2 separate regions of the Mus musculus genome follow, and region 2 is linked to region 1. The links are chromatin loops, found by intact Hi-C in ENCODE. Cell type or tissue: left cerebral cortex. All regions are shown on one strand. Links, peaks and the distances in the headings refer to the core of each region. The heading gives the core; the rest is flanking DNA.

Evidence for each region. Peaks named below come from ENCODE experiments on the same cell type or tissue, not always from the same donor. Only the 100,000 strongest peaks of a DNase experiment are listed, where the experiment ranks them.
Region 2: it touches region 1 in a loop (2.5-fold over the local background); 3 of 42 quality-filtered maps call a loop at or near these places.

Annotation. Positions count from the first base shown.
Region 1 is chr11:26,483,473-26,499,143 of GRCm38, forward strand. Vrk2 (vaccinia related kinase 2) reads right to left here. Exons shown (of 13, transcript NM_027260.3): 8 at 15,445-15,577; 9 at 6,301-6,421; 10 at 3,488-3,546. Among named protein-coding and RNA genes, the nearest start is that of Vrk2, 100 kb to the right of the region's middle. RefSeq lists an enhancer at 5,616-8,261. In left cerebral cortex, for the core only: a CTCF peak has its summit at 6,931 (motif pointing left); DNase peaks (open chromatin) are centred at 3,576, 4,707 and 6,922.
Region 2 is chr11:26,954,743-26,970,413 of GRCm38, forward strand. No RefSeq gene overlaps it. Among named protein-coding and RNA genes, the nearest start is that of Gm25387, 360 kb to the right of the region's middle. In left cerebral cortex, for the core only: a CTCF peak has its summit at 7,048 (motif pointing left); DNase peaks (open chromatin) are centred at 7,042, 7,558, 8,413 and 8,726; H3K27ac peaks cover 2,004 bases.

The DNA.
Region 1 (15,671 bases), core at 2,983-10,982:
ATAAAAAATGTTTTAATAACTGGCATGATATACTGACAGTGGGATAAACTGACAATGTTGATATGCTTACAATGGCTTATATCAGGTGGAAGTCCCTGCACAATTATGAAGTATAGCAACTAACAACTACTCAAAACTACAGTCGATCCATATGCTTCAGACATCTTTCAGGTTGAACATTTAAATATTCACTTAAAAACAAACATTCCTCGTTATAAATATGACTTCAAACGAAGAATACATTGCAAGTTTTACATACAGGTTTCATTTTACTGTTCTTTGAGGATACTTAGACATCAACATGGATTCATGTTTTTAGTCATGGCTGGCTTTAACAAGGGAAGAGTCCTCCCTTGAGTCCTCTACACCTCAGTATCCCAGTGCACCCTGCTATTCTTGATTTTCTAGGTCAGTAGGATGAGGAGTTTTCTATTTTCTCTCCAATGTAAAAGTGTGTCAGCAGAGCTCCATAGTAACTTCTCATCCAAGCTTTTATTTATTTTAGTGATGAGCTTTGACGCCAAGGCCTCACATGTGCTAAGCTAGAACACAGAGACTGAGCAATACCCACTCACTAGTTTTTACAGAGGAACACAATTATTAATTAAAAAGGGTATAGTGTTGCATTAAGATGTCTGTTCTCTGTAGTTCTGTGTCAAAAGGGTCGTGGTAAAATCATATTTTCCTTTGCTTACATTTATATATGACTTTACCCTTTAAAAACTTACTATTGGCCCAGATACGAGTACTCATTCTTTCTCCCTTGGGTGTTTATATTCCATAGCCAGAAAGTTGGGACAGCTCTGTGAGCTGAGGAGTAACTTCTGACACCTTACAGTCCCTCATGTCCTACCACCATTCAAAGAGGCACTGGGTCTCACTTTCTAGAGAAAAACTTCCAAAATGAATAGTCACATCCTTTCTTTCTGCTAAAACCAGGGTGATCTTTTTTTTTTAAGTGTGTATGTGTATATTTGTGCGTACACACAAGTACATTCACACAGGCATGTGAGAGTATAGGAGGTCAAAAGAAGTCTTTAGTTCCTGGCGTTATAAGTGATTGTGAACTTCTCAGTGTGGGTACTGGAAACTACATTCTGGTCCTCTGCAAGAGCAGTAAACCCTCTTACTAGCTGAGCCATGTCTCCAGCCTACCCAAAGGGACCATTCCATACCACCAAAGAATTATTTAGAAATGAAGAGCTAATGTAATAAGATGAGAGTTCTTGGCTTTGTTATGTGTTTTATAACAGTCTAGCAATTAGGTAACTTGCTTTCTCCTTTTGCTGTCTAACTTAGACATATCAAGCTCTGTTGTCTTACACCAAGTCCACCAGATTACTGGTAGCCAGCTCCCGTTTTAGAACATAATTTAACTGACATTTGCTGGTATCTCTCTGGAAGCTACCAAATCCGATTCCTAAAGAAATATTCAACAATACTCTCTGCCATTTTCTGGGACACTTTCTGCTGATCTTTTTGTCTTGTTATAGCTGGTAAGCTAAGCTTCATATAAACTACAAGTCTGTTTAATAAGATGATCCCAAATGGAGAACAGAGTTGAGTTTGTTGAAAACAAATGTCTGTCAGAAGACAAAGACAAACTCCCAGCCTAACATCAACTGAGCATAGCTGTACAAAAGACCTGGTGGTCACCAATATGGTATGAGTCAGGCTCAGGAGGCCAAAAGGGAGTGGATCACCTTCGTTGTGGATTTCGTATCATGAGCCTCAAGCTCCAAGCATTTTGATGAAGCACCGATATAAACATTACCCTTCCACAATCTAGGCTTATTCCATGAAGTACACTCTTTGATTGACTTGTGAATTTCCAGAGCTACTAAACACAATGCACAGAGTATCATGGAATGACTACACTCTTGAGTTTTCTCCTTTTTTGGATAGTAACACATTAAGCATCCTCACTGACTACCAGTTCAAGACATAGAAATCTCCTGAAGCTACCACACGAGTTGGAAAGTTGGACACCCATGTTGCAAACTTCTTGAGTGATGTATGTGTACACACACACACACACACACACACACACATATATATATATATGAATGCATGTTTTGCAAATCAGCTTATCTTCAAGATTGTGTCTGTTCTACGTTCTCCAAAGAAAATGTCCTATTAAACATTTTGTGCTCTAAACACTGAAATCTGTTTTATCATTACTAGCACAGAGAAAGTTCATGTGTGTGAAAATGAGGAATCTGGTGTGACCCAGCACTAGATTTTCCATTTGACTAAAATGCTCACATATATCTATATAATGACAGAAATATAATGGGACATAGACTGGATCACAAGAATCCACATTATACAATCAGGCATCCAAGACTTCTTTTCTAGATCTGAGCCAAAAGGACAAGTTAATGGAGGCATATAATTTTAAAAGGAAATGATATCTCTGATCCATCATGCTCTGTCTTGCTAAGGAAATATACTCTCTGACATGTTAAGAAGGCTAGTCAAAGGAGAATAATGTCAGTTTAAGCAAGTTCTTTAATGTGGTTACAGAATAAAGCAAACAACAAAACTTTTTCAGCTTGTCCCTTCTGCTATAAGAAAAATATCACAGAAAGAGGAAGCCTGGCACAAAGACACTCAAGGGGACTTAGGAAATGGATGTGGGAACAGGCCTGGGTTGATTTCTTTGGTCCATAGGTGAAGCTGGGCTGTGAATGCAGGGCTGAGATGACATTTCCACTGTTCTCCTCACACTTGTGCAGACTTCACTACAGAGCGGTGTACACACGCTCTCACACAAGTCAGCTAAAGGCTGAGATTAAGATTCACTCTGCTAAGCTGCCCTAGTAGAGGAGAAGTCAGATGGCCAAGTGAACTCACTCTTTTCTATATGACAAGTAGCTTCATGATCAAATCACTGCATGGGTCACAGATGTGTATAAAAATGACAGGACTGGGAACCAGGTCTGTTTACCATTCCTACCAATAATGATGCCAAAGAACTTAGAAAAAGTCCTTTGCAAACTTGAAGGAAAAAAAAAATGATTGTAACAGTGTATGCTACATGCCCAAATCAGGTGATTTTCTTATCTAAAAAGTTTTGTTTGCTGATCGGTATAATGTGACCCAGGTGTAAACAGCATTTAGGCATGTAATGATTAAGTTCTTCAAATATATTGACTCAAAATAGTCTTTTTAGAGGTTGATTTTTATCTCTGTTCAAAAATATCTTAATCCTAAAAATACCAGTTGCTATTGAATAACCTGTGAATGATTCTCAAAATATAAAAGTAAAACTCTAAAAAACAAAGAACCCATAAGAGCTGGGCAGTTCCTGGAGCACCACCGTTTTGGTTCTAAAGTCAAAGATGACTTAAACATCGTTTTTAGCAAACTCTCTGTGATCCCGAAGCTTTAAGTGTCTGGGAATGGGAGTGGGTAATGGTGAACACCCACAGAGCAGCTACCGTGAAGACTCATGGATCAAGAAAGGTTTTATGGTCCAACTTACTGCAACTGCTTCCAGAAGGAGCCCACTTAAGCACCGACTCTGGGAGTTCATCCAGCAGGCTAAACAGAAAACAGACAGCACATGGTGAGTGTCTTCAGCCCAGGCTCCCTGTTTCAGGTAGAACATAAAACTCTGATTCTGTGTTGATAGGACACAATTGTGCCCTTTTTGTACCCAACTGTAGTGGATAGGAGGATTAGCAAAGTGGGAGAGGGCATTCCTTAGTTCTTATTGGTCAGTTTTACAGTTGTAACTACCTAGAGGCCTTAACTCAAATTGTACACAATTGAGGACTGTAGAATGTTTGCTATGATGTTTCCTAAAGAAGAATAGAAAATACATAAAAAGCTAGGTGTAGTTGGGGAAATCTTTTATTCCTCTTATATTTAAAGGTGTGTGGGTCTCTGTGGATGCTATGGCAGGCAGCAAAAGTGATGAGAATGGAAACTTGGTTCAGACTGACTTTTTCAACCTGGATCAAAACTTCAAAGAGTCTGCCAGGGATATATTGTCAGCACATCTAAACATAGTAGAATTTGGGGAAAAGCTTTCTAGGCAATGATCATTTCAACTCTAGGTGCAGAGTAAATCTCAGGGTGGGACTACCTAGAAACTCTTTGAAAAGTATATGTGAATCTGAAGGTGGGGTGTATAGCTAAAAGGACTAGAATCTTGTATCTTCTCTGAGATAACATTGACATCAGTATGCCATAAAATTCATGTGACATCCCCTAAGGATTCTACCAACTGGGAACCAACAGATCAAGGTCTAGGGAGAGAGAGCCTGGGATAAATATTCTGCGGCCTTTGGGGGAGGTTTGCTTCCCCCAGGAAATGTCAGCAATGTAAGCAAATGTTAGCAGGTTTCTGGGTGGGAAAATAGACATTTGATTTCCTCCACAGAGGAGAGGCCACTCTGTCTCATCATTTCTGGTCTCCCTAGTGAACTGTGGGCACGAATGCCTTGGTGTCTCTGTGGAGTCATTTTCCTGATGTATCGATTACTGAAAAGGGGTGATTTTTAGTTCTCGGTGTGCATTTGCCCTGTCCAGGCAAGAGTTTATATAACCAAATGGTTAAATAAGTTAAGAAGAAATATCAATACAACAAACACCTGGTAAATGCTTTCCAGTTGGGGCTAAATATCACTTTCTTAATTTACTGTAGCAAAAATATATAAAGCCTCAACTAAAATTATAAATAAAGTGAATGATTCACAGAGAAACACAAGTGGAAAAGCACATGGTGATCTTAAGTGACTCATGACAGCAGAAACAGAGGGACACAGAGCTGTGGCCAAACCTGCCATCCTGCCTCACATTATACCTTCACAGGCGAAGAAAGGAGCACTTATTACATAGGAAATCGAAAGATTTTTAAATTTTGATACATAATATATTAGTATTTGGATTTGTATTGTTAATCAAATAAAGATGAAGACAATATATGTAAAGTCAAGATAATATTTCACTTATTAAAACCCTATTTTATGTAGTACCCTTTTACTATACATGAATACATGTGGACATATTATTCACTAGTTAATAAAATGTTATCCTCTATATACATGCTGATACAAGACTAAAACAAACCATTTATTAGTCTTATAAAAGAAAGCCTGCCAGGGATTGTTAGGTTAAAATCCTGGCCTTTAACTAAAGTACACTACGTAAATTAGCTAAGCTGAGCTCACAAAGTGTATACAAGAACTGCTTATAGGAGTGTTGATGTCCATGCATTCACTGTGCTGCAGTGTGGAGGGTGCCAGTTATAAGAGGACGGAAATGAACAGAACTCGTCAGAGTCTCAACTTGCACAAATGTGTCAGGGACTAGGGTGTTCAAGATTTCAAGCACAAGAACTGTACATGTCAGTTTGTAGAGATCTGTCATTTCTAGCCTTTAGTCCAAACCTTCTGTCTTGGGCACAGATCCTACAGTGAATCTAAGTGTGGTGGCTGCATCTCTAATCCAAGCACTTGCGAGGCTGAGAAGGGAATCATGAGGTTGAAGCCATCATGGGCTACAGAGTAAGACCCAGTCCAAAACAACATTTACATCTGAAGATTGACTTATCTGGCTGAGCTGCCCTTGGTGTCTATTTTTATTATATGTTTTCCTAAAACTCCAGTGCACAGCAATCTCTCCATAGATAACTATTTCAGTTTACCTTAGAATGTGAGGAAAAGCTGCCCACTCTGTACCTTGGACCAGCTGACCAGTGAGAGACTTGTAAAACGCACTTTGTTCTAAAACTGACCTCCTTGTGCTAACAGCATCAAGGTAATAAACTTTGAATGTAGTCTATATTTGTAAGATTTATGTGGCTGCAAGTATGTTTCATATAAACAGCTCATGTAAAAGTTTTCTTTGTTTCTACTTCAAAAAAGAAAAAAGATATGCTTTTGGAGACAGGAGTATGAGGTATGCTGTTCTCCCCTGAGAAACACAAGCCCCCTCTCCCACCTCACCCTGCTCCTCTGCACAGTAGATACCGATCACACCAAAACCAGACTGCTTCCATACCCAGGCCCACACTAATTTACAAACAGTCCATCTTGTACACACCACCATAGGATCTAAGTGCCAGAAAACAGCTTGTCTGGAAACTGATGTTTTATTTTACATCTGCACTGTAAAATTATCAAGTACAGATATTTTTATGTCTTCGTGATTCTGGTTTTTAAAAAGTATTTTTCAAGCTGACGACATTAGTTTATTTTCACTGGTGCCAAGGGGCCATTCTCTCTGTCTTTTCTAGTCCCTGCTGTCGGTCCTACTGCATAAAGGGGCAGGGGGTTGGAGAATACCTACTTGGTTTTAGCAGTCTGGACAGCCACAGGGTCGTCCAGCTTTGCTTCCCAAGGAAGCTTCCCGAAGAGCCAGTGCAGCATGCAGTAACCAAGGATTTCAACATCACTCCTCCTGGACGGGGCTGCAGAAAGGGGAGGATGAGAAAGCTCGTGAGAAATAGAGAAATCTTTGAGTGAGCTCCCATTGACGAAATATGCAAAGGCCAAATGGGTAGAGCGTCATGTTTACTCAGCTGGAGTAACATTAACTGTCTGGGTCTCTGGCCTCGGTCCACAGACAGGCAGCGACTGGCTGCTGAAGTAAGGGTCAGTTTCTTCACCTCCTCCAACTTCATCTTTCCTTAGTCTAGCCTGTCATATGAACTTGATCCCATGGCCTCTGACATGATCCAGACAACCCATAACCCGGCACCAACACTTTCTCAAAGAGCCAAGCAGTAAAACAAAGAAATAAATGTCTGCAGCTAAATTGCTAACACATGTTCAAGGAAGTCCATGGGGTTTGCCGCGGTCACGCAGAGACCCTCTGAGTGCAGACTAAACACTGAAGGTCTTTCCTATTCTGTCACACCAGTGGTTGCACTTGAAGCCAGAAGAATATGACAAAACTGCCATCTAGTGTGCAGTCTTTAAAACCAGGCCCAAGAAGATGCAGTTCTGTGGAAGAACCACAACCATGGGCACACAGCTCCCAAGTGCTTCCCATATCTTCAGATACGAGAAGCTCTGCACAAAACTACTAGTCTTAAATCTGAAAGCCAGAGGTGAGGCAAGCATGAGGGGAATGTGGTCCAGAGGTATGGTGGAGAAGGAAGTTCTGAAGTAAAATAGAGACTTATTGTAAGATGGCTTTTATTAAAACATAGTAAAAGAACATGATCAGATCCCAGTAAATATCATAATTAACAAACTCTTAAATACTGTGGACTAATTTCATCTCATTTTGACATATTTTTTTTTCTCAAGTACCTTATATCAAAAGGCAGTGAGAACTAAGACTTGTTAAATTCAACTGACGCTTGGTAATAAGTCATTGAATTAATGACTAACACGCCTATAAAATAAAGTCATTTTATCAGCATTCCAAGCTGTTATAAAAACAATAAGGTGGTATTTATATTTATTCTACTACTTGAATGTTCATCTGTGCAGGGATATATAATATCCTGAGCAATATGTGGCTGTTAAAGCTGTTGTAAACAGGTATTCCATTTCATTGTCCTTAATGAAGTAAACTCTAAAAAGTCACTGAGTGAACTAGGTCTTTAATTTATAGAAGCATCTACTAAGAACAATTGTGCCACCACATGTGTAGCTACTCTAGGTCACCATACATAGTTTTAAAGGTGCTATATGTTGTAGCTACTCTGATTGTTATAAAAGCACAGCATATGGTTACCCTTACACATTCTCATCTTAACTGCTATTTGAGTACTGAGTTATTAAAGGACCTTCAATCCAGTAGAAGGCCAGGCCCATGGGTGCTGTATGTTTTGTGGTTGGACTTCAATATTTCTTAATGCAGGATTTGGCTCTAGTATTAAAATAGAAACACAATCTCTACCATGCTGTTATGCAATGATTTCTTCTGTGAAAAAATCTCCCATTAATAGAATGGCTCCATTTGTACAGATGTGTGCACAAGTTCTTTTTCTATTACAGGAATTCCTAATCACAACCTTTACTGCTCAAAAAGGATATTCTGACACACGTTTGCGAGATACTGGCTACACACAAGAGGAGAGAAAAACAAACCAATGTGAATGAATGAATGTGGAATGAAACTTCCCAGGAACTCTAGCTACCTCCAGCTGAGGGACACAGCTGAAATCAATATTTCATAAACTGGTCTTCATGTAAAATAGGCCTTTGAGAGCCAAGTTCACTTCACTATTATAGTTCAGTCTTATCTAATTAAATATATTATCAAATTTTCAGTCTTTCACTATATATGCTCCGTTAATGAGTATGGTAAGCAAGCATTTTAAAAAAATTTTATTAGATATTTTCTTTATTTACATTTCAAATGTTATCTCCTTTCCTAGTTTCCTCTCCAAAAGTACCCTATACTCTCCCCCTACCCTGCTTCCCAACCCACCCACTCCTGCTTCCTGGCCCTGGCACTCCCTTCTACTGGGGCATATAATTTTTGTAAGACCAAGGGTCTCTCCTCACATTGATGACCAACTAGGCCATCCTCTGCTACATATGCAGCTAGAGACACAAGCTCTGAGGGGTACTGGTTAGTTCATATTGTTGTTCCTCCTATAGGGCTGCAGACCCCTTTAGCTCCTTGGGTCCTTTCTCTAGCTCCTTCATTGGGGGTAAGCAAATATTTTACCAGTGCTCTCCGTGCTACAGAAACCTTTATAATGTTACACGGAATGGTCATGTGTTCCTAGCCTAAGAAGCATGTCAAAGAGAGACAAAACCTCCTGACCTGTTCTAGGGAAATTAAATTCTTTCATGTCCACAATCTAGCTACTGCACAGAGAATAAGTATAATGCTTGTTAACTCAAAAAACATTAGTTGAGTATTAGAAATCTCTGGGAACAATAAGGTTGACTCAGCGGTAGAACACATGCCTTATAGGTACAAAGATTCTTAGTTTCGCACCCAGCACAGAATAACCATTTGAAAAATTTTAGAGATAGGCTTGGTGGTTAAGACTGCCTGTTACTCTAGCAGAGGACCCAGATTTGGTTCCCAGCATCTATATGGGGGCTCACAAACATCTGTTCCAGGAGGTATAACACCGACTTCTGGCATCTGCAGGCACCAGATACACACAATGCATATACATGCCTGTAGATAAAAAATGCATACAAATGAAATAAGCATAATTTATTTGAAATTGAAAATCTTTTAAATCTTAAAGCTACTTGTTTCATTGTAAACTTGCCCAACCCATTGAAAAGGCCAACTGAACCAAGAAATGAAAAACGTTCCAGAGTAGGAATCCACAAGCAAGGTTGGAATTTCCTCCCCAGCACTGCTCCATCCTTGCTCTGCAGCTCAATGATACAGTCTATTTGCCTTAATTCACTGTATTCACTTAGACAGAAAGTGTATTATGAATTGTTCTCTCTTGAAAACATATGTTTGCATAATTCAGTGAACTACATAAGGTTTTCAGTTGCATTTCATAACTAATGTTATCATTATTTGTAGGTCCTCATGTAGAGTCCCCAAAACTCAAACTTTTACTTTCTGTTTGGCAATTTTTCTATCAAGAGTTTTTTCTCTCAGCTTTCTTAAGTTAGTTTCCAAATACTATTTAGCATCTAATGTTATTGTGCATAGAACCACGAAGCAAGCAAATTATTCTTTTCACTGAGAGTATGTTGTTTGCAATTGCTCAACATTTCAAAATGATAAAATATTGCCAAGTATAACAATAATAAAAAAGGCACAGGTGGGGACTCAAGGTCTATTTCAGGGGGAAAAAACAGTTTCCAGAAATAGCTGACTCTAGAAATTATAATTAAATAAAACAACTATGTGATTTATGGAGAACAGCCACTGCACCACATGCTGGAGGACTGCATTATTACCTTTTAATCAGTTCAGCAGTGTCAGTATTGCTAATCACACTGGCAATAAGAAGACAGTGGTGCAAAAGGTTAAAGGAGGTACTTCCTATCAGAGAGCAAGCCTGACAGAGCAACCCTGGAGCCACTGCTTTCCGAATGAAGAAAGCACATGCTCTCTGTAATGATGGCCTCCATCCTCAGTTTTAGAACCATCCAATTGATATTATCTCACTACTTTTCAGTATGGCAGGAGCTACACGACAGAGACCTTCTGACTTAAAACACAAAAAGACACTGTGCAATAAAGAAATAAGTGGCCGATCCCATGTTTGCTGAATTACTGACAACATTCTCATCGCAACCATCCTTTCTGAAAAGCTCCATCGCCATCACTCCACTACGATAACAGAACCTCTATTAATAATATTGGTTTATAAAGTAATGGTCTATCTAACCTGGAATATAATCACCAGGAAGGTCACACTAGAAATCTAGTATGCACTCTAAAGTAGGGTAATTAACTGGGCCGAGACACTAAAGGTACAAAGAGAAGAATGGAAGTGTGTGAACTGCAAATGCACCTGGGCAGTGTAGACAAGCTTTCGACTTTCATTTCTCATAATGCTATGGAAGACAAAGAAGATAAAAAATTTAGTAGGAAATAAAGCAAACTTGCTTCTAGTCGACAAGATGTGCCTAACATATTACTATATTTAGTCTGAAATTATGAGAACATAGAAATTTTTGAACAAAAGGATAACCTGAAAGGGACAGTGGTTCTTGTTATGATTTGAGTGTCATGTGTCTGCCACAGATTTCTCTACTGGGGTTTGGTGGTAGACTGAGGAGCTACGGGGGCATGTGCCCCATAGAGTAGGGATGGGGGCATGATCCTGAGGGCTTTACCCCTTTGGCACATTAATAATATATGCTGGACGTGGGTAAGGGGTAGGGAGCCGGCTTTCCTGAAGGAAGTAGCCACTGAGTAGTCATTTGCTGAGTAGGCATCCACAGTTGCTCCTCCTTTCTCACCTCTTCTGCTCATCAGACACCATGCTGAGGTCCTGTGCTACAGGACACCACCAACAATGTGAAGCTTCACGATGCACCCAGCATCAAGGAAGCCGAAGATCATGCCTGGGACCTTTAAGACTGTAAACGAACACACGTCTTTCTTCTATAAATTAATTTTTCCATCATTTTGTCACAGCAAAGCAAAGTCTGACTGATGTCCTCCCACTTGTTACAATCCCAGAAGGGACGGGAGGGGAGTATAGTTCAAAGAGTCATGCTCCAAATAAATGAGAAACCTCGCAACTGGTTTTGCATTTTCTCTCTAGTACCTTTTACATTCTAAATCCTCATTTGTGTGTGTGTGTGTGTGTGTGTGTGTGTGTGTGTGTGTAATATAGAGCAATTAGGAAAAGTTATTCAATAAAGCAAGGAGACCTTACATTTAGGTACTAGGCACTGTATCTTCTTAACCAAACAGTTCAATTAAAAGCCAAGTAATATTACAACTTAAGGAGACATGTATACATGTCAAGTAGGTGTGTGAATGACATGTCTCAGTGAGCAATGTACTTGCCACTCGGTTTGAGGATTTGAGTTTGACCCCTGGTATCCACATGATAGAAGGAAAGAATCAAATCTGCCAAGCTGTTGTCTAATTTCTACACCTGGGCCACAGTACTCCATCCACCCAAAATAAATGTAATTAAATCTCAAATGTAAAAAAAAAAGGCAGATGTCACATAGAATTGATGACTTCATCATCTTTCCATGTTAATCAAAGACGAGATATTAACAGTATATTTTTGATTTGGGGGAAATAAAGGGCATTCTAATATTTAATGCTGTCACTTAATATCCTGTAATAGAAACATGAGTTTGGCCCTTTGAGTTAGTTGTAGAATCTAAGGTGTGGGTCCCGTGCCATCTCACCAGCTTATTACATGAAAAGATACTCTAAGTTCCCTTTACATATATTTTGTAAGTCAGAGTCCTGAAACAAAAAGAAACCATGCAAGAAGCAGCACAAGACTTGGATGCTGTGGCAAAAATATTTTTAAAGCATGCAACATATTTTTCTTTGACATTGGATATCTTATAAAACCAAACAGACATTTAAAATGCAATTTAGATATCATATTTTATGGTCATCAATGATGTCAAATTAGAACAGGTATTACATACTCAATGCCCAGGTCTGAAGTGTTTAAGAAAGCTTGCTCTGTTAAATGCAGTCTGTCTCTAGGGAAATTAGGTATTGACTGCATGCCTCAGTGAGTAGAAAAATCTACAAAAATCCATATTACACATTGATCCAAATATTGCTTCTTAACATCACTAAGAATGCAACAAATTCTAAAACAGTGTCTTTGACATACATATAATTCTCTTTAATTATCTTGCAACAAGAACAAAGTATGTCAGTGTTCGTACATGCTAGTTTTTATGGAGCGAAAAATTAATAATGAAGAACGAGCCTAATGTTCTTATCCTAGTTTTACATTGAATGAAGCAAGTCAGTGGCAGAAACCACCCTGAGGTCACAGAGTTTAGCAGAGCAAGTCCATGTTTAAAAGTCACAGCATTCATCAGCAATCCCGGGAATTATCTTCTTTCCATTCGTCCTTTTGTCCTTCCATCTCATCTTGGTATGCCTTTTTGCGTAGCTTTTGGGTTTTAGTGAGCTTCTTAGCACGCCTGACCTTTTTCTTTCCTTCCCTTTCACCTACACTCTCTCTATGTGAAGAAGAGTTAGAAAACATGGAGGGACAAGGACTAAACAGATCATTAGACACTATGTGCTCAGTGTCTAGATAACCACTAGGAGAGTCCAGGAGGTCAGTAGGCGGCCTGCTCAGGGTGCACACCCCTTCCTGACTACACACAGGTAGACTTGCTGTGTGGAAAACACTGGCAACTGCAGTTTCTGTTTCCCAGTCATAATTCGTCTCGATTCTTGTTGCTTTCTTTTGCAGTGCTTTCTCCCCTGGACTGAAGTAGGAAAGTATTTTTCTGATCTTAAACCACACAGTGGCTGTTAATAGTAAACATCTGAATATTTATAGATCTTATTTTTCCATTTTCATACAGGATTTGAACCCTTTTGTTCTGGTTTCTGAATACAGCAAATTATTAGTTCATTTCTAACAAAATTCTAAGGTGAAATGCCTTATTTTGCAAAATTTAATGGGAAATATTAGGAACAAATACTGTTACTTCATGTATCCAATCTTCTATTTTTATATACCAGAACCAATACACATACATTTAGCAAATACATGGATATACATCAACATATGTGTAGACATGTGGACATACAGATATGTATTTAAAAAATGTTAATATGCTAAATGCATGAAAAAAATTTACTGTTTCAAAGGAAAGCTGGACCATCTGTGATTAAATGAATACTCATTCAAGCATAAGACTTCCCTGCAACTATCAACATCATTCACCTGTCTCTTTCCTTTATATTTCTTTCAGGATTCCGCACCATCTCTATGATCATGCTGAGCCAAATCTTCTCCCCAAGCCCCAGAGTGGTGAAATTTATGTGTACCAAGCAATGCATAGCATGCCTGGGAAGAGGAAAGTTTGAGAAGAGAACAGAGATTGTTTTAGATATTTTATAAAGACAAAAAAGTACTGTGTAAAATTAACTAAAGGACACTCAGAAATACTGGGGTTTAGGCTTTGGTTAAAACAACACACAGCCATTCTACTCCTCTTCTTAAAAGTGAATGGTCCCTTCCACAGAATCAGCATTAGAACATTAGGATCAATGCTTGAGAATCTGTGTGATGAGTTTCCAGGCATAGCACTAGGTAAGAAGTCTGTCTGTATCTCTGAAGATTCTGTTTTATATCCTAAGTTAGTTTGGCAAAAGTTCTTCCACTCACCGAGCATGAGAGAACAAGGTTACAGTGCACCACTGCCTGGGCTGGAGATGAACTCATGGTTAAGGACATTTACTGCTCTTGCAGAGGACACAGGGTTGGTTCCCAGCATCCATACAGTGGTTAATAGCCATCCAGAACTCCAGCTCCTAGTGATCCCACGCCCTTTTATGACCTTTGGGGGCTCCAGGCATGCATGCACACAGTTACATGTAGGCCAAACTCATATACAGAAAATAAATAAATCTAAATAAACTGTTTAAAAAGTGCCACTATCAATCATCACTTTGTTTCCATATTTCCTAATTTAACCAAATCCAAGTAACATTTTACCTTTAAGTGTTAACTACATTATTAACAATATAACTGATAAAAGTTACACAATACTGATCTTTTCCTTACTTGAGAATTCTTTACAATGTTATGATTTCTTTTACTCTGTTCCAGAGTATAAAAGCTAACTTGTGATTCAGAAACTGTCTCCTGACAATCTTCCTAGAAGAAGGTGGCACACAGTCAACACACCAGCTCCACCTTCTTGATGGCCTTCCTTAAAAGTCTCTGGATTTTAATTGCTCTGCAAAATGATCAACACCCTCTGTATTACATGGTCAATGGTCCTTTTAATAGGAAAGGCAATAATGTACAGTTGTTTGCACCAACTAAAACTCATTAGAAAGTATTAGTTTAGGGTAAGAGTTCAACTACCATTACCAGTCTACATGTCTCATTCATGTTCAGTGAAGATGATTTCTTTCAGAGCTGCTTAAAAATGATCTGTTTAGTTTACCAAATCTGACAATACTTTTATAAACAAAGTTTGCAAAGAATATAATTTTGAAAGCCCAAGTTTTTTTAATAATCGCCATTTTTCACTAGCATAACATTAGAATTGACTTTTTGTCTTGCTGACAGAGCAACTAGGAAAGTACAGTTGCACTGAGTATATTGATTGTGAGCAAAGCAGCCATCAGTGGGACTCAGCACCATATATTTTCAATATTGACCTCCTACTTCCTTTTCCATGGCTTTCTGGGTTGGCTATTGGATTTAGACTGCAGAGTAATAAACAGCTAAGGTTTAATTAATGGTAAATGAATACAAGACATAGGTTATGACTTTAACTAATTAGGGAATTGTTGAATTAAGTCTGCCTTGGAATGCAAGGCAGTACAATCAATATCCAATAAAAGGGCTATGTATGTAATTTACCTGCAAATGTGTTTCCAATACCATCAAAGTGAGTTTAAATAAGTAAGATCTATGAAAGGCGACTAGGAGAGATTTCCCAAGTTAACACTTTGGGGGTTCAGAAGATACTGCCATTGTTGAGAGAGTATCTCTTTCAAGGCTCTGAGAAGTACACAAAACAAGATAATGCATGACCACCACTGCCTCTGATGCCCCCTCAGCATACTCTAGCAGCCTCACATATAGTCACATACCTGTGACTCCCCACACTAAGGAAAGTCAGACTTTGCTCCTTTCTCAAGAGTCACACACTCTTTCTAGTCACATGGTTTCTGATTTTTGTCAGATATTTACTGAGATAACAGGACTTCACCATTTTCTACAAAAATCTTCCCAGAGTGCTCACCCTTCAGCCTGAGCATGCAATGGTCATCTCAGGTAACAGCTTCAACACTCTCAATTTAAACATCCTCCTGAAATAAAAAAACATGAAACAGAAAAGAGAGTCCTACCCACTCCTTTGTGTGCATCCAAACTTGTAAACTCTATTGTCCCATTATGGCCCTTTCTGGGATCTTCCTGATACTGTTTGTGGTTCCCATTGGGACAATATCTGTAGGAAAGTCCATAGTCTGCAAGATAAACCTGGAAGAGATGGAGAAGCCAATAAATAATACTTTGCTTTCTGAAGATATGACCTTTATAATTAAGTCTTCAGAAACTTTTAAGTTGTAGGCCA
Region 2 (15,671 bases), core at 3,107-11,106, 470 kb after region 1:
TTCCTTTCTCTTCTTTTCTTTTCTTTTCTTTTCTTTTCTTTTCTTTTCTCTTCTCTTCTTTTGTTTTCTCTTCTCTCCTTTTTTTCTTTTCTCTTTATTTCTTGTCTTTTCTTTTTATGTAGGAAAAAGTCAGAGCTGTTGCTTCTCTTTGTGCTTAGTTTGGTCTTCTTTGGTTTATTGGTACAGTTTGTGTTTCTGGCATGTAAGGCTATGGAGTTTTCCATGTATAGTAGAAAAGGGTTTTTTTCTGCAGTTCTTTTTCTGACCACTTTAGAAACCGTGTAAGTAGTTATAGGTGTGGCAGTCATCCTGGGCATTGTACATAAAAGCAAGAAGAGGGTGGATGGGTTGTTCACAAATGAGAAAAAGGATCTTTGTTTTTTGTTTCAGTATTTTTTGAGGATTTTTTTTTTTTTTTGGTTTTTTCGAGACAAGGTTTCTCTGTATAGGCCTGGAAGGATTGTTTTTAATAAAAAGTTCTGTTGAGAGTGGAAGTTCCACGCTTTTTCTACTTAATACTTTCGACAGTAGATCAAGTTTGATTCTCAGACCGTGTGTGTGTGTGTGTGTGTGTGTGTGTGTGTGTGTGAGAGAGAGAGACAGAGACAGAGACAGAGAGAGAGACAGAGAGACAGAGACAGAGAGTAGTGAGCCTAGGCCTTTGTATGTTGATGTTTCCAGGATGCATCAAAGAAATACACTTGTTTGCCCCAATTGAAAGATAGAGGGATGGCTGTTCATGACTTTTCTGAAAGCTTTGTGATACAATTCTGGAGCCCATGTGTCTATGGTGAGATTTGAGAAACAGGTCCTGGTTTCTACACTGAGGGAGTGAAAAGTTTCATGTTGTCTTTTAGTTTAATCCTGCAGGAAATGTTTCCTGTGTCAAAGCCAGATGGGAGACATGGAGACTGGCCTCTTGGAACCTGAACTGGTGCCATAGGAGAGTGAGTGTGTGCCATTCTAGTATCTGCAGATTATGTGAAGTTAATTAATAAAATCGATACCCATTTCACTCTTAATAGCTTAGGAATAGGTGTGGAAGTTTCGTTATTTGCTTGTTTGTTTGAGACAGGGTTTCTCTGTGTAGCCCTAGCTGTCCTGGAACTCACTCTGTAGACTAGGTTGACCTGGAACTCAGAGATCTGCCTGACTCTGCCTGCCAGGGATTAAAGATGTGTGCCACCACTGCCTGGCTTCTGTTTGCATCTTTATAAACTGATTTTCGAAGTGATTTGAAATCACAAGTTCACCCAGGCCACAGAGAACTCAGAGGGTCAGCCTGGGTTGTGTTCTGGCTCCTGTGGATCCAATGAGAATGCCAGAGGCTTTCCTTTCTCTTAGACTGACACGTTCTATATCTCAGTTCTGTGCATCCTGCTCTGTATCCACACACAAAGATGCTTGTTTCCTCTTGTTATGACAAACAGAAATGACAGATCTTTTTTTTCAGTCCTGCAGTATTTGTTTTTCTAATGTTTCTTTCCCAGTACTACCTCTTGCTCTTGGCCCTTTTCTGCCAAGCCTCAGAGCCTGAGAGCCTCACACAGCAGTCTAAAGCTCTCCTTCCACGTGCCAGACCTACTCTGAGTTCTCCTCAGTTCTTCCAAGCAGACGAATTCTTCTTTCCTCTGCAATTCCTCTGGCCTTCTCTAAGAACTCCTCCACCATCTAATTAGAGATCTCTAAGTTACAGCTGTGTTTGTGTTCCAATTTATCTCATGCATACACGAAGTGCCTCCTCCCTCCTCAACCCCACCTCCCTCTCTTTCCTTCATCTTCCTCCCTCTCTTCTTCTTGCCTTTATATATATATATATACTACTTCTTGCCTTTATATATACTTTATATATATATATATACTACTATCCACAGCATTCAAGTCTGCTACACGGAATACCTATGTCTAATCTTGCTTAACGATGGTATGATCAAACTCTTTATTCAGGCCAGAAGTCTGGGAGTCTTGGCAGCTTTTGACAAGTTCACTGCTCAGCAGCCTATGGTTTCTTCTCCCCTACACCTGAAATCGTAAGGATTATAAGTTACTACCTTTGAAAGGCAGAAGTTTCCTTCATTCTCAAATGCTTTGACACAGCCTCTGCTCTCATTGTTGCAAAGCCTTCTAGTTGGTAATCTGTCTCTGGTTCAGGTCTTCTCAGTATCTATCCTCCTGGCATGGTCTTAGAGTTTGTTTATTTGTTTGTTTATTTATTTATTTGGTTTTTTAAAATCATTCATTTACTTGAACCTATATATTTTTTAACCCTCTTCACCAGCTCAAATTCTAAAGTTACACTGGGCGGTGTTGGCGCATGCCTTTAATCCTGGCACTTGGGAAGCAGAGGCAGGTGGATTTCTGAGTTCGAGGCCAGCTTGGTCTATAGAATGAGCTCCAGGAGAGCCGGGGCTACACAGAGAAGTCCTGGCTCAAAAAACAAAAATAAATAAATAAATAAATAAACAAACAAACAAACAAACCCAAAGTCACACAAAGTCTTTTGATCCATCATTTCCCTCTCAGCTTTTTTTCCTTTTTTTGTTCTTTTTTTTTTTTTTAGATATTTTCTTTATTTACATTTCAAATGTTATCACCTTTCCTAGTTTTCCTTTCCGAAAATCCCCTCCCCACCTCCCTGCTCCCCAACCCACCCACTCCCGCTTCCAGGCTCTGGCATTCCCCTATACTGGTGCATAGAACCTTCACAAGACCAAGGGCCTCTCCTCCCATTGATCACTGACTAGGCCATTCTTGGGTACATATGCAGCTAGAGACACTAGTCCCACCATGTGTTTTCTTTGATTGGTGGTTTAGTCCCAGGGAACTCTGGACTCACTGGTTAGTTCATATTGTTGTTCCTCCTATGGGGTTACAAACCCCTTCAGCTCCTTGGGTATTTCTCTAGCTCCTTCATTGAGAACACTGTGCTCTGACCAATGGATCACTGTGAGCATCCACTTCTATATTTGCCAGGCACTGGCAGAGCCTCTCAGGAGACAGTTATATCAGGCTTCTGTCAGAAAAATCTTGTTGGCATCTGCAATAGTGTCTGGGTTTGGTGGTTATTTATGGGATGGATCCCCAGGTGGGGCAGCTTCTGGATGGTCATTCCTTCAGCCTCTACTCCACACTTTGTCTCTGTAACTCCTTCCATGGGTATTCTGTTCCCCCTTCTAAGAAGGATCGAAGTATTCACACTTTGGTCTTCCTTATTCTTGAGTTTCATGTGTTTTGCAAATTGGGTATTCTGAGTTTCTGGGCTAATTCCACTCATTAGTGCGTGCATATCATGTGTGTTCTTTTGTGATTGGGTTACCTCACTCAGGATGATATCCTCCAGATCCATCCATTTGTCTAAGAATTCCATAAATTTGTTGTTTTTAATAGCTGCGTAGTACTCCATTGTGTAAATGTACCACATTTTCTGTATCCATTCCTCTGTTGAGGAAGATCTGGGTTCTTTCCAACTTCTGGCTGTGATAAATAAGACTACTATGAATATAGTGGAGCATGTGTCCTTATTACAATTTGGAACATTTTCTGGGTATATACCGAGGAGAGGTATTGCTGGATCTTCCTGTAGTACTATGTCAGTTTTCTGAGGAACTGCCAAACTGATTCTAGAATGGTTGTACCAGATTGCAATCCCACCAGCAATGGAGGAGTGTTCTTTTTTCTCCACATCCTTGCCAGCATTTGCTGTCACCTGAGTTTTTGATCTTAGCCATTCTGATTGGTGTGAGGTAGAATCTCATGGTTGCTTTGATTTGTACTTCCCTGATGATTAAAGATGTTGAACTTTTTTTTAGGTGCTATTCAGCCATTCGGTATTCCTCAGTTGAGAATTCTTTGTTTAGCTCTCTACCCCATTTTTAATAAGGTTATTTTGTTTTCTGGAGTCCAACTTCTTGAGTTCTTTGCATATATTGGATGTTAGCCCCCTATCGGATTTAGAAGTAGTAAAGATCTTTTCCCAATCTGTTGGTGGCCTTTTGTCTTATTGACAGTGTCCTTTGCCTTACAGAAGCTTTGCAATTTTATAAGGTCCCATTTGTGGATTCTTGATCTTACAGCACAAGCCATTGCTGTTCTGTTCAGGAAGTTTTCCCCTGTGCTCATATCTTTGAGGCTCTTCCCCACTTTCTCCTCTGTATGTTACAGTGTCTCTGGTTTTATGTGGAGTTCCTTGATCCACTTAGACTTGAACTTTGTACAAGGACATAAGAATGGATTAATTTCCATTCTCCTAAACCTGATTAAAAAAAAAAACTTCAGTGAAGTATCTGGAAATAATATTAACCCAAACAAATCAGTGGTCTTCCTCTACACAAAGGATAAACTGAGAAAGAAATTAGGGAAACAGCACCCTTCACAATAGTCACAAATAATATAAAATACCTTGGTGTGATTCTAACTGAGGAAGTCAAAGATTTGTATGATAAGAACTTCAAGTCTCTGAAGTCCAATCCTCATGCATTGGCAGGATTAATATAGTAAAAATGGCTATCTTGCTGAAAGCAATCTAGAGATTCAATGCAATCCTCATCAAAATTCCAACTCAACTCTTCACAGAGTTAGAAAGAGCAATTTGCAAATTCATCTGGAATAACAAAAAAAATCTAGGATAGCAAATCTATTCTCAACAATAAAAGAACCTCTGGTGGAATCACCATGCCTGACCTCAAGCTGTACTACAGAGCAAGTGTGATAAGAAACAGCATGGTACTGGTACAGTGGCAGACAGGTAGATCAATGGAATAGAATTGGAGACCCAGAAATGAACCCACACTTCTATGGTCACTTGATCTTTGACAAAGGAGCTAAAACCATCTGGTGGAAAAAAGACAGCATTTTCAACAAATGGTGCAGGTTCAACTAGCATGTAGAAGAGTTCGAATTGACCCTCTCATCTTTCTTACTGACTGGGAGGCATGATCCGAAGTTTTTGGGATGCCGTATCCTCCAGCATTCTTGCTGCAAGTGACCTCAGAGCTGGATTGAATTGCAAACCATCCCCTTATTAATAAATATCCATTTTACAAGTTATATGTATTTAAGGCTTGCAAATTAGCATTTGATTTACAAGGTACCGTGATTATTGCCACCATCTTATGAATTATCTACCCCACCTGACATGTCACGTGGTAACTTTCCAGGGCTGGCAGCCTCTGGAAGCTTGAACACAGGAAAGGAATGCATTTTCCCTCAGAACTGAACACTGCACACTTGAAACTACCAAAATGGTGAAAAAAAAGGTAGTCTCTGTCTTCTCAAGCCAGCTGGTGTACAGTATCCATTTGTGGCAGCCCTAGGCAACACGATTATTCTTTCCTGGCTCTTCAACTAATTAAGTCCAGCAGCCATCAAGGACCTCCTAGGTCCAGGCAAGGGACCAACTCTGGAGACCGTTCTCCTTGACCTCATTACTGTTTTGAAGCCACCAGCCAGTGTGCTCGAGGACAGTAGACCCAGGCTCTGTTCACAGTGCCTAACACACTGTTGTGGGAAAAGACAGTGGACGTCTGGGGGACCCTCCCCTCTCAGAAATGATACATTCAGATATCACTTACTATGTATGTTCTTTTAACTTTTGTGATGCGAAAATTTTGAGATGCAAGTTCATTATTTATGAATATTCATAGAAAACTTGAACATTTTCCAAACTTGGCCTTTCATTTCTTATCAGCTAACCAAATAATTGATGTGTGTTCTTTTTCTGTAAGAGAATGTTCTCAAGATGTGTGACAGAAGTATTAAATTCATGAATTTTGAGGTTAATTTTGTCTCTGATGATTCAAAGGAGAAGAGAGTTAGCAATAGAGCAAAAATAATTCTCGGCTCTTATCTTTTACTTCTAGACACCTATGAGAGAAGAATGAAGTAATGCTTAGCAACGATTGGTCCATTACAGAGAAGAATCAGGACGTCTGAGGAGCATTTAGAAGCTTCAGAGAAAATACCACTTGGAGTCTGCTTCTGTAGAGCAGCAAAGCAGAGATGCTAGGGATAAAACAGAAACGGAACTGTAGAAAGGACCAACTCCAGAGCGTATTTACCACAGGTGACTGGAGAAGGCACCCGAAGCAGAGAAGTTACTCAAGAGCCTCACTGGGCAGGTGTCATCCTGGAGACAAAAGGACAGGCAAAAGACCTCAAGGGTCCTTGCTAGCCTTGGCGAGCTGGACCTCACCAAGCACAAGCAAGCAAACACACACCTTTCCCTCCATCTTTGGGTGTTTGTTTCCTTATGCACCTGTCATTTTATAAAACAAGGCGAGAAAATACGAATGCTTTTCTGTCATAGTCTGTTATTACAGGAGCAACTTCTAACCAGAAAGAAAAGTACTTCTCAGGCCTTCAGTGAGCTGCCTTCTCATGAACTCAGTCAGAAACACAAAGTGTTATATGTTCCTGTTCTCACCATCATGGGCACTGTCTTTCTCTTTCCCTCCACCCTATTCGTATCCATTTTCCACCCTATTCGTATCCATTTTTGTAGACCTCTTACTGAAACTATGCAAACAAACAAAAACAAAAACAAACAAAAACAAACGTTGTGGGGGCGGGGGAGTGTGCAAAGTGCATAGAAGAGAAAAGGGGAAAAGGAAAAGAAAAAGAGAAGAAAAGGAGAAAAGAAAAGAAAAGAAAAGAAAAGAAAAGGGGCCACTCTCCTGAAAAAAATAAAAAAAGGTAAAGGTGAGATTTCTGTCTTCTGGAATTTTTGCCCCCAGTAGTCGTCTGCTTCATCCTGTAAGGTACACAGTGATGGCCAAGCTCTCCGTGTAAATATGTCACCAGAGAAAGGACTCTTGCACCCAAAGAAAGGAAGCCTAGCAGGCAATGCTCAAACCTTGCTTGTTAGAGGGACGGAGGCCTTTGGGGGCTGTCCCTTTGTCTCTTGCCTTCTAGCTGCTTGGGCATGAAGAAACTGGACAAAGGGCCTGCACTGTGGTAGGGTGTGAACTCTTCAGGCGGCTGCTTTGAGCTTTAATTACCCTCCTAGCTTTCTGTCCAGACCTAGTTGGGCCCTGGGGCAGATTGCAGGGTAACACTGCCATCTAGCGGCCATTCTTGCCTGGTGAGCAGGAGTCTGTGCCCTCAGGCTGGCTCCTTGGCTCACATATTCTCTCTCTCTCTCTCTCTCTCTCTCTCTCTCTCTCTCTCTCTCTCTCTCTCTCTCTCTCTCTCTCTCTCTCTCTCTCTCTCCCTCCCTCCCTCCCTCCCTCTCTCCCTCCCTCCCTCTCTCACTCCCCCTTCTCTCTCTTCTCTCTCTCTCTCTCTCTCTCTCTCTCTCTCTTCTGGCACCCCTCTCTCTTTTCTCTCTCTCTTTTAAAAAAGGATTTTATCCCATCAAGGAAAAAAAAGAGCTGGCTCTTGGAAAACAACCAACTCTGTTGGAACTCGGAGATAATAATCAGTTTCTCTGGGCTTGTGAAATTGGCTCATTAAGCGTGCTTTTTAACAGAAAATATTGGAAGCGATTAAGTCTGCTTTACTGAGTGGGCATGAAATGGCCAACCTTCGGCCACCCACAGCTCCTAGGTGCCTGGCGCCGTTTTATGCATGCGGCGTAATGTCTTTACTTGAAGTGGTGTTTATTCATCACCTGCTTATTTATCTCTTCGCGTTTGGCAGGCACATCGATCAATGTTAAACTGTCACACAAGGTTATTTTTCTTTTACATAACAGTATAGGCCTAAGGTAGTGGCATATTAAAAGTAATAACTTTCTAACTTGTAGCTCAAGATGACAGCCCCATTTTTACCAGAATATATTACAGCACGGAATTCCTCATTCCATTCCCCCACTCCCACCCTACACTTTGGTACGACTCCGCCTCGCCTCTCCAAGGTCAAAGGCTTCCTTCTGCCTAGCTGGCCTCCCACTTTGCATACCACTCAGTTCTCTCTTCACCTCCAGTTATCTGCAGCTTTTAGGCTGATAAGCCCACAGTGAACATTCTGTCCACCTGATGTACACATCTCCTGGTCCCTGTCATGATGACATCTGCCCCTTTGCATAAAGATGCGTCTCAGGGAGCAAAGGGAAGCGAGAGAGGAACGCTCCTTTGTGGTGAAGGTTGTACTGGGCTATTTCCATGTCTGAAGCCATCTCAGTAGAGGTGGGGGAGCCTGTGCAGCTTTATTTTGCTTTCCAGTCACTGGAGATGACAACAGCAGTGACAAACCCTTGGTGTTGGGGGAGACAAACATGTATAAGAAGCTAGCACGGCTTTGAAGCAACCAGCATTGGCCCAGAGCTTTTAAGTTGGGTTGTCTCCCCCTCTGTCCTTTGGCTCTAGGTTCTTTTGTGTTGCCTTCAAACTCCTCCCAGTTTGTGATGCCTCTTTTCTTGGCCACAGGCCAAGCAAGCTTTCTTTGTACACGCAGTTTTTCTTCTCCTTTCTCCCCCTCCCAACCGCCACCCTATTCTAGCCTGAAAATGCCTACAGATAGAATATCAGATCTTTTTAGTTTCGAATTTCAAAGTGGCCCTTAGAATTCCTTCCTGCCCTTGATCTCTCTCCTTTTGGGCTTCAGCTCCTACTTGGACGCTGTTGCTAATTCTGCCTCTTGGACAGTGGCTTTCTGCTACAATGCTTTGATAATCTTGGGTACACAAGAAATAAATGTTCGAATAGTGGACATGGGTGTTGCACAACTACTCCTGTGATTCAAAATACCACACCCACTCTGATAGTGTGCCTTTGTGTGGACCAGAATAGCTCCCCTAGGAAATATGAGAAGGGTTCCAAGCGTGATTAAGAGAATATGACTCAATAGTCTACCAAAGTACCTACAAAGGAGGTTTGCATACTTGGCATTGAATTTGGCCCATCTCTTGGGTGACTTCTGCATTCCTGTGAATAAAAGATGCTAGAATACTGCTCTACGGGATTTATTTTATTATGGGTAGTAGAACCCTAGGAAAAAGGCACGTTCACTAAAAAGTGTGTGTATGTAGGGGGTGGGAGCCCATTCTGTGTCCTTTTTCCTAAGATCAATATTTGCATTAAAGTGGTTTAAATGTATGTGGCTTGGAGGCTGTCCATTCTTTCAGGCTGACCTGCTGCATTGATCAGGGCTAGTGATAGAGGGAGAAAGAGCAAATCAGGAGAGGAAAAGAGTTGAAAGTCGTTGCTATGGGGCCTGTGGAGATATGCTCTATGCAATGTGTGTGTGCCATTTACCTGGCAGCCTCAGAGCCTCTGCTTCCGGAGGGAAGGGAGAGGACACCCTTACTGCCTCCCCAAGATGGCTGTTTTGTCTTTCAAAAACTAACTGAAGGACTTTAGATTACTTTTCAGACTGAAATTTCAACAGTCAATAGAGCTCAGACCACACCTTGGACTCAGTCATTCTTTGAATTTCCCAAATTAATACTTAAGAGGTGTAGCTGTATGTAGATGTATTTATTTATTAAATATTGTGTTATAACCTTGACATATTAACCTTGACAATAGCCTTGACTTATTAAATAATAATTCATACCAGACATTTCTACATGCTCTACTGTAGCCCTGATTCTTTAAAGTGCTGTTTCAGTGGTCAACTGGATCCCATAGTCATAGCTGTTATCCACAGATGAGTTCTGAAGACTTTTTGACGGGTCAAGACTATGGGTGGAACTAGGTCTCCAAATCCAGAGTTCAGGGCACAGCACCCAGTGCTTGACCTTCATGTTGAGAAGTGCTGAGTTTGGAACTGTTTTCCTCTATTGGGATACGTTATCTAAGGAAATAGGCTTAGCATTGGTCCATGAGTGAAGAGACCTGCTGACAGTATAATGATGCCAGTGACAGAGGCTTTGGATATGTGGGTGGTAAGATCAGAATACTCTGTTGGCTTTTTGCTGTGGCAAAGAAATGCCCCCATAGTCTTCTTATGAGAAGTACTGTTGAGGAAATTGTGTAAGAAATGGCATCCTCTTGGGTGGCCCATTTGGGGGTCAACCACAGTGGAGTACACGTATAGCTAGGCATACTCTAGGTACTCAAACAGTCATCCACATAATAGTCCAGAAATATGGTAGGTAATTATTGCTCAGGCCTATGCTGAATGAGCTGTTATACTTAGAAATGATTTTATAACCAAAGGTGAAAAAGATATCTGAAATAGTTGAATTGTCTGACAAAATGATCAGACACCCTGTGCTATAATGAGTCACACAGGCTGCAAGGGCAGGATTGAGAAAATGGTGAGTATTGGCAATGGAGATGTTTAGGGAAGTATTTGTAGAGATGGTCTTGTAGACAGAAAGAGAACATGCACAGAAAGACCAACATTCAGGGCAGAAGACTCTATGGAGCTTTGGAAACAAGTATCCCTCTAAAGTTAATGTTTGTGTATTATAGTGTTAGAGCATGCTGGGCTAGACCACAAAGACACTGAAGATCAACATGACGGACAGCTGAAACTTTGAACCAAGTGTCTTCTTTTATTATCTTGAGGAATCAAACAAATTTGTCTGCTGAAATTACAGCTTGGAACTGTGACCTACTCAGGGTCCCAAACATGCCCTTCACTCTAAGGCTTTCATTTTTCTCAAGAATGGGAAGAAAGTAAAAGCGACACTTGAAGCTTTTATTTATGATGCAAATTCACTGTAAGAGAATTACCCCAGGAAAGGAATACAAATATGAAAGCCGTTTCCCAAATCTGCAATACTTAATGTGTTGACAGATTTATTGGTTAACCGAAACTGATATAGGAAAATCTAGCCTATCTGGGAGATACCCACGTGAAATAGTTGTTCAAACTAGGAAATGGTTTTGTGGCGGGTATGTTTTAATAGAAGTACCTATGTACATTTTAATTTTTTTGATGGGAAAAATAAGCAACCTGCCTGCCAAACAACAAATGATATACCCAGCTCTGTCAAGAAACAAAACCTCTACTCATAGTTTTTCAGAAAATGCACCTTGACAACATTCCACCAAGACTTATACTGCTTATATCCTTATATGCACTTGGAGGTTAATTCACATGTCTCTACTACAACTCAGAGATGGGCAATAGTGATACATGCTCTACAACATATCTATTTCTACGGTGTAGCTACACCTGTACAGAGTCAGGTTTCAAGAAAGATGATGAGAACTCACAGCCTCAAGGTGAGTGCACATTGACAGAACACATTGACACAGGCTTTTACACCCTGTGCCCCCTGTTTGCACACATTTTCCTGTCTGTTAACAACCTTCTCTAATCAGTGTTGTTCACACAGTACCCCTTGGACAACCAGTATCCACATAATTGAAACATACTTGGTTTTGACAGCCTGCCTGCCTTACTTGGCGTTTGTCTTTGCCCTCCGAGGATCCCCGTGTCTACATTTTCCGAGTATGGAGTCTTCTGCTTCATTTCATGGTGTGCCTCTTGTTACCTAGGCAGGGTGCTATTAGACAGATATTTTCCTTCCACCACTTCTCTTCCTTCCATTTTAATGGTAATTTGCCGTTTGGAGATTTCTTTCCTTTAAAAATTAATTTCTGTATTTGAAGTAGTGTTCTTGGTAGGTCAGAGTACTTGAGATTTGATCATCAGATAAGTTATATGATATTTATATATCACTTGAAATAAAAATTCTCTTTAAGCATATGAAGATTGGTAAGTCTTAAGATAATCTTTCTTAGGGATCATTTAATTTCATTTGGCTTAAGATGCTATTTGTATTAAGTTAACAGGGTGCTAATTTAACATAGGTTTATAGTCATTTAAAGCCATTTTCATTCATTAAGAAAAAAATATCTGTCTAGATTAGATTATCATAAGGGTTTGAATAGCAATAGGGATTCCTCTGCGAGGCCCAAGGATTTTCCAGATGGGTGAACACTGTTTCTCTGCCCTACTGAGAAGTGTGCTGTAGAGTGTGGCCCTGATGATGGTGCCTAGCTCTGCCGTGGGCAGCAAAGAAAACGTCAAATAAAAACTTTTCTTTACTGCACTACTATATTGTGTTTATAATGTATTATGATTCATAGAACTTCTATACCCTAATTGATACTTTTCATAACATTTCATGCACGGCATATCTGTCAAAAACTTCACTCTCAAATTCCTAAAATGTTGGTTAATTTAGGTGAGATATTTGCAGCCTGAGCCCAGACATTAGGAGAGAGTGCATAAAGAAGACATGACTGTCCAACTGACTTCCCTAAACACGAACTGCAGAGTTTCTTTATAGAGTGCAGAGCATTTCCTGGCAGTTTTGAGCTCTCTCTATCTAGGGTGTCTTGTCATCCCAGTTACAAGGGCTGGAGCATGAAGTCCTTTCTGGGTTTTTCTTATGCACTTCTGGTTCTTGTTCTCTCAGTTCTGGCTTTCAGACACTTGGAAAGGAAAATTACCTTCTGGCTGCTTGGACTTGACTCACGCATGTTTGGCCTTCAATCACTGTACTCTCAGGTCTGCTAGGACCACAAAAAATGATGTTGGGTCAATACTAACTATGCAGAGTGGTTATTTCCATGCACCCAGCCCTTCCATGCCAACCAAAGCACCTGTGTTCCAGAAGGAAAGATGTCATATTATAGAACTCGTATTTGAAAATGTTTTCTGATAGAGGGTGTGGCTATGACTAACTGTACAATTTTAACTGTCTTACATTTACCAACAAAATTGATTAAGCAGAAAGAGTTTCAAATAATCTTTCTTGCTTTACATTTCTAAATAAGGCCTCTAAATCGTGTACCAGGAATGCCTGAATTGGTGGGATTCCATAAGCAATTCTTTCTGATATGGGCAGTGTCTAAGCACAAGAGATTCTTCATTTCTCTCTGAGCTCGGTAGATTTAAATTGCCTTAAGCTCTGCATGTGGATATGTTATAACTATTCTTTTCCAATGACAACACTCTAGGTTTTATGTAATATAAATCTATTTCTGAGATTCAACAAAATGTTACTAAGATATGATACTTTTAGCAGTCTTTCTGACTGTGGAAGACAGAACAGTACATTCTCTTAAAGAAACACAAGCTTCTGTGAGTGAATTTCTCACTTTCTGGGAGAGTCTATTCAAAGTTGGTGAGGAATTAAAAAGAAAAGTTAAGTTTAATCGCCCCCAGACATCACGAGAGACAAGCAACGGATAGAACGTGGCTGGGAGGTTTTCAACCTAGGTTCAGAACTTAACTTTCCTGCAAATCTCAAACTTATTCACTTAATTCCCATCTCTTTTATTCTTAAAGAGATTTTGAGAAAAAAAGTCATTAGAGATTATGTTAAAATTTTGCCGTAGTTTCTAGGGGAAAAATAATCATATAATACAACAGAATGACTGGGATTGAAGTGAAGTATTTTCATGACATCAAAAATGAGACTGGGTAAAATTTGAATACAGGGTTTATTTTTTATTTAGTGTATTTATAAAACTGGAGCTACCTCAGTATGGTTTAGATCAGTAGTTCTCCACCATCCTAATACTACTAATAATACTAATAATACTACTAATAATACTCTAATGCAGTTCTTAGCGTGGTGACCCCAACCATAAAATTATTTTCCTTACTACTCTGTATTTTTTGCTACTATTATATATCAAGATGTAAATATCTGTGTTTTCTCATGGTCTTAGGCAATCTCTGTGAAAGGCTCATTTAACTTCCAAAGGGGTCATGACCCACAGGTTGAGAACCACCAATGTAGAACTAATCCTGTTTGCCTCCCGTTTCTAAAACTTCTAAAATTTCATTTTAGTAGTGTTATGTTTACTCATATGGTACATTTTTATACATATGCCAGCTTTCACATTTCAGAGAGAGAATTGGTAACCTTCAGAGAGCATATGATGCACAAAGAAAAGCATTTATCAATTCAGTTCTTCACAAAAGTGTTAACCAGCTTGTATCAACAGCTGTTTATTATTGATCAAATGACCATACTGTCTGCACTTTTTAATGTTATAGGCTTTTGGAAATTCAGTGAAAAATTCAGAGTCACGTGGTGAAGAGAAAATATTCTTTAAGTTAGAACTAAAGTTCTCTGTGTGTATATCGCATCTTGCTACAGAAAGCATTCTCACTGTGGCTCCTGTGCTTCTTATCGTTTGCAAGAATAGAGTTGGTATACGTGATATCTGCAGTCCCTGTCATGGATCTTTTATTTGTCATTTACTGTTTCTTATTCCTGAATCCTACTTTAATTGCCTTCTTATTCTTCTGAAATATTGTGGAAGGACAGAATCACACATTCTGATATGTGCTTTATTGATTCATATCCTAAGATAATATGGTCGAAGTAGTTGCCTATGGGATTGGGTTTGGCATTAGGAGAAATTGTAGGATTTATAAACAGTCATTCTACATGTCTAAAAAAATGTAGCTTTGGTGCTACATCTACTCATGTAAAACAGTTATAGATCTTAGCCAAAGCCACTGTAATTGGCACAGATAGAGAGAGGGGGCAAGTAGGATAACATGGACAGTGATCCTCAATTTACAGGACATAGTGAATTGCTATCCTGCCTCAGTAGGAAGGAACTGAAGAATTAATTGTGAGCAATTGTTAATATGTGTTGTAAATGTAACACTTAAATTCACAACCCGGTCAAAAAGGCATAATATTTGGTGCATGGGTAAATAAAAAAAATATTGTATAATGATTTCTATATTGTAAAGACAAAGGAAACCTTTTGATTTATGTTTGCTGCTATTCCTATTATTGATGTTCTACAATAAACTTTAGTATTATATGAAAATCATTCTCTTTTGCACTCCACTATACAGCCGTCTTTCTGTTCTGACCATGGAGTGTTTAGTGATACAGCCATTTGCAAGGATGTTTAAATAAGCTATAGCCATGTAACCACTGTCGCATTTCTCAGCAAAACCTGAAACAAGGAAGATCATTTTGTTGCAGTTGCAGTGACTTTTTCATGTGAGAGATTTTGATAGTTTATTTGTGAAATGTTAGTTATTTGAACTCAGTCCAACCTTAGAGATGGGCATTTAATAGGAAGTCTTGGGATAATCAGGACCTTTCTTCCTCTTAGTTGGCTTATTAAGTTCTCATTAATGCAGGGAAAAACTATGTAGTATTTTTGGAAAGCTACATGCCTTATAGCTTTTTATTATTTTCATTTAAAATTGTATTTATTTTAATTAATTTATTTATTAGGATGGGAGCATGTACTCCTGTGCTATGGCATGTATATGACCAGAGGACAAGTTGCTGGATTCAATTCTGTATTTCTACCATGTAGAGCTTATTCAAGGTCTGTCCTCAGGCTGATGACCTGCTAAGCTATCTCTATTGTCTTTTTTTTTCTTTTTTTTTAAATTAGGTATTTTCCCCGTTTACATTTTCAATGCTATCCCAAAGGTCCCCCATACCCACCCACCCCCAATCCCCTACCCACCCACTGCCCCTTTTTGGCCCTGCATACACTAGCAAGATTTTGATGAAAGGACCCAGATATAGCTCTCTCTTGTGAGACTATGCCGGGGCCTAGCAAACACAGAAGTGGATGATCACAGTCAGCTATTGGATGGGTCACACGGCCCCTAATGGAGGAGCTAGAGAAATTACCCAAGGAGCTAAAGGGAACTGCAACCCTATAGGTAGAACAACAATATGAACTAACCAGTACCCGGGAGCTCTTGTCTTTAGCTACATATGTATCTCTATTGTCTTTAAATTTCCTGTTTGCAGATGTGAGGCAGACTTTAGT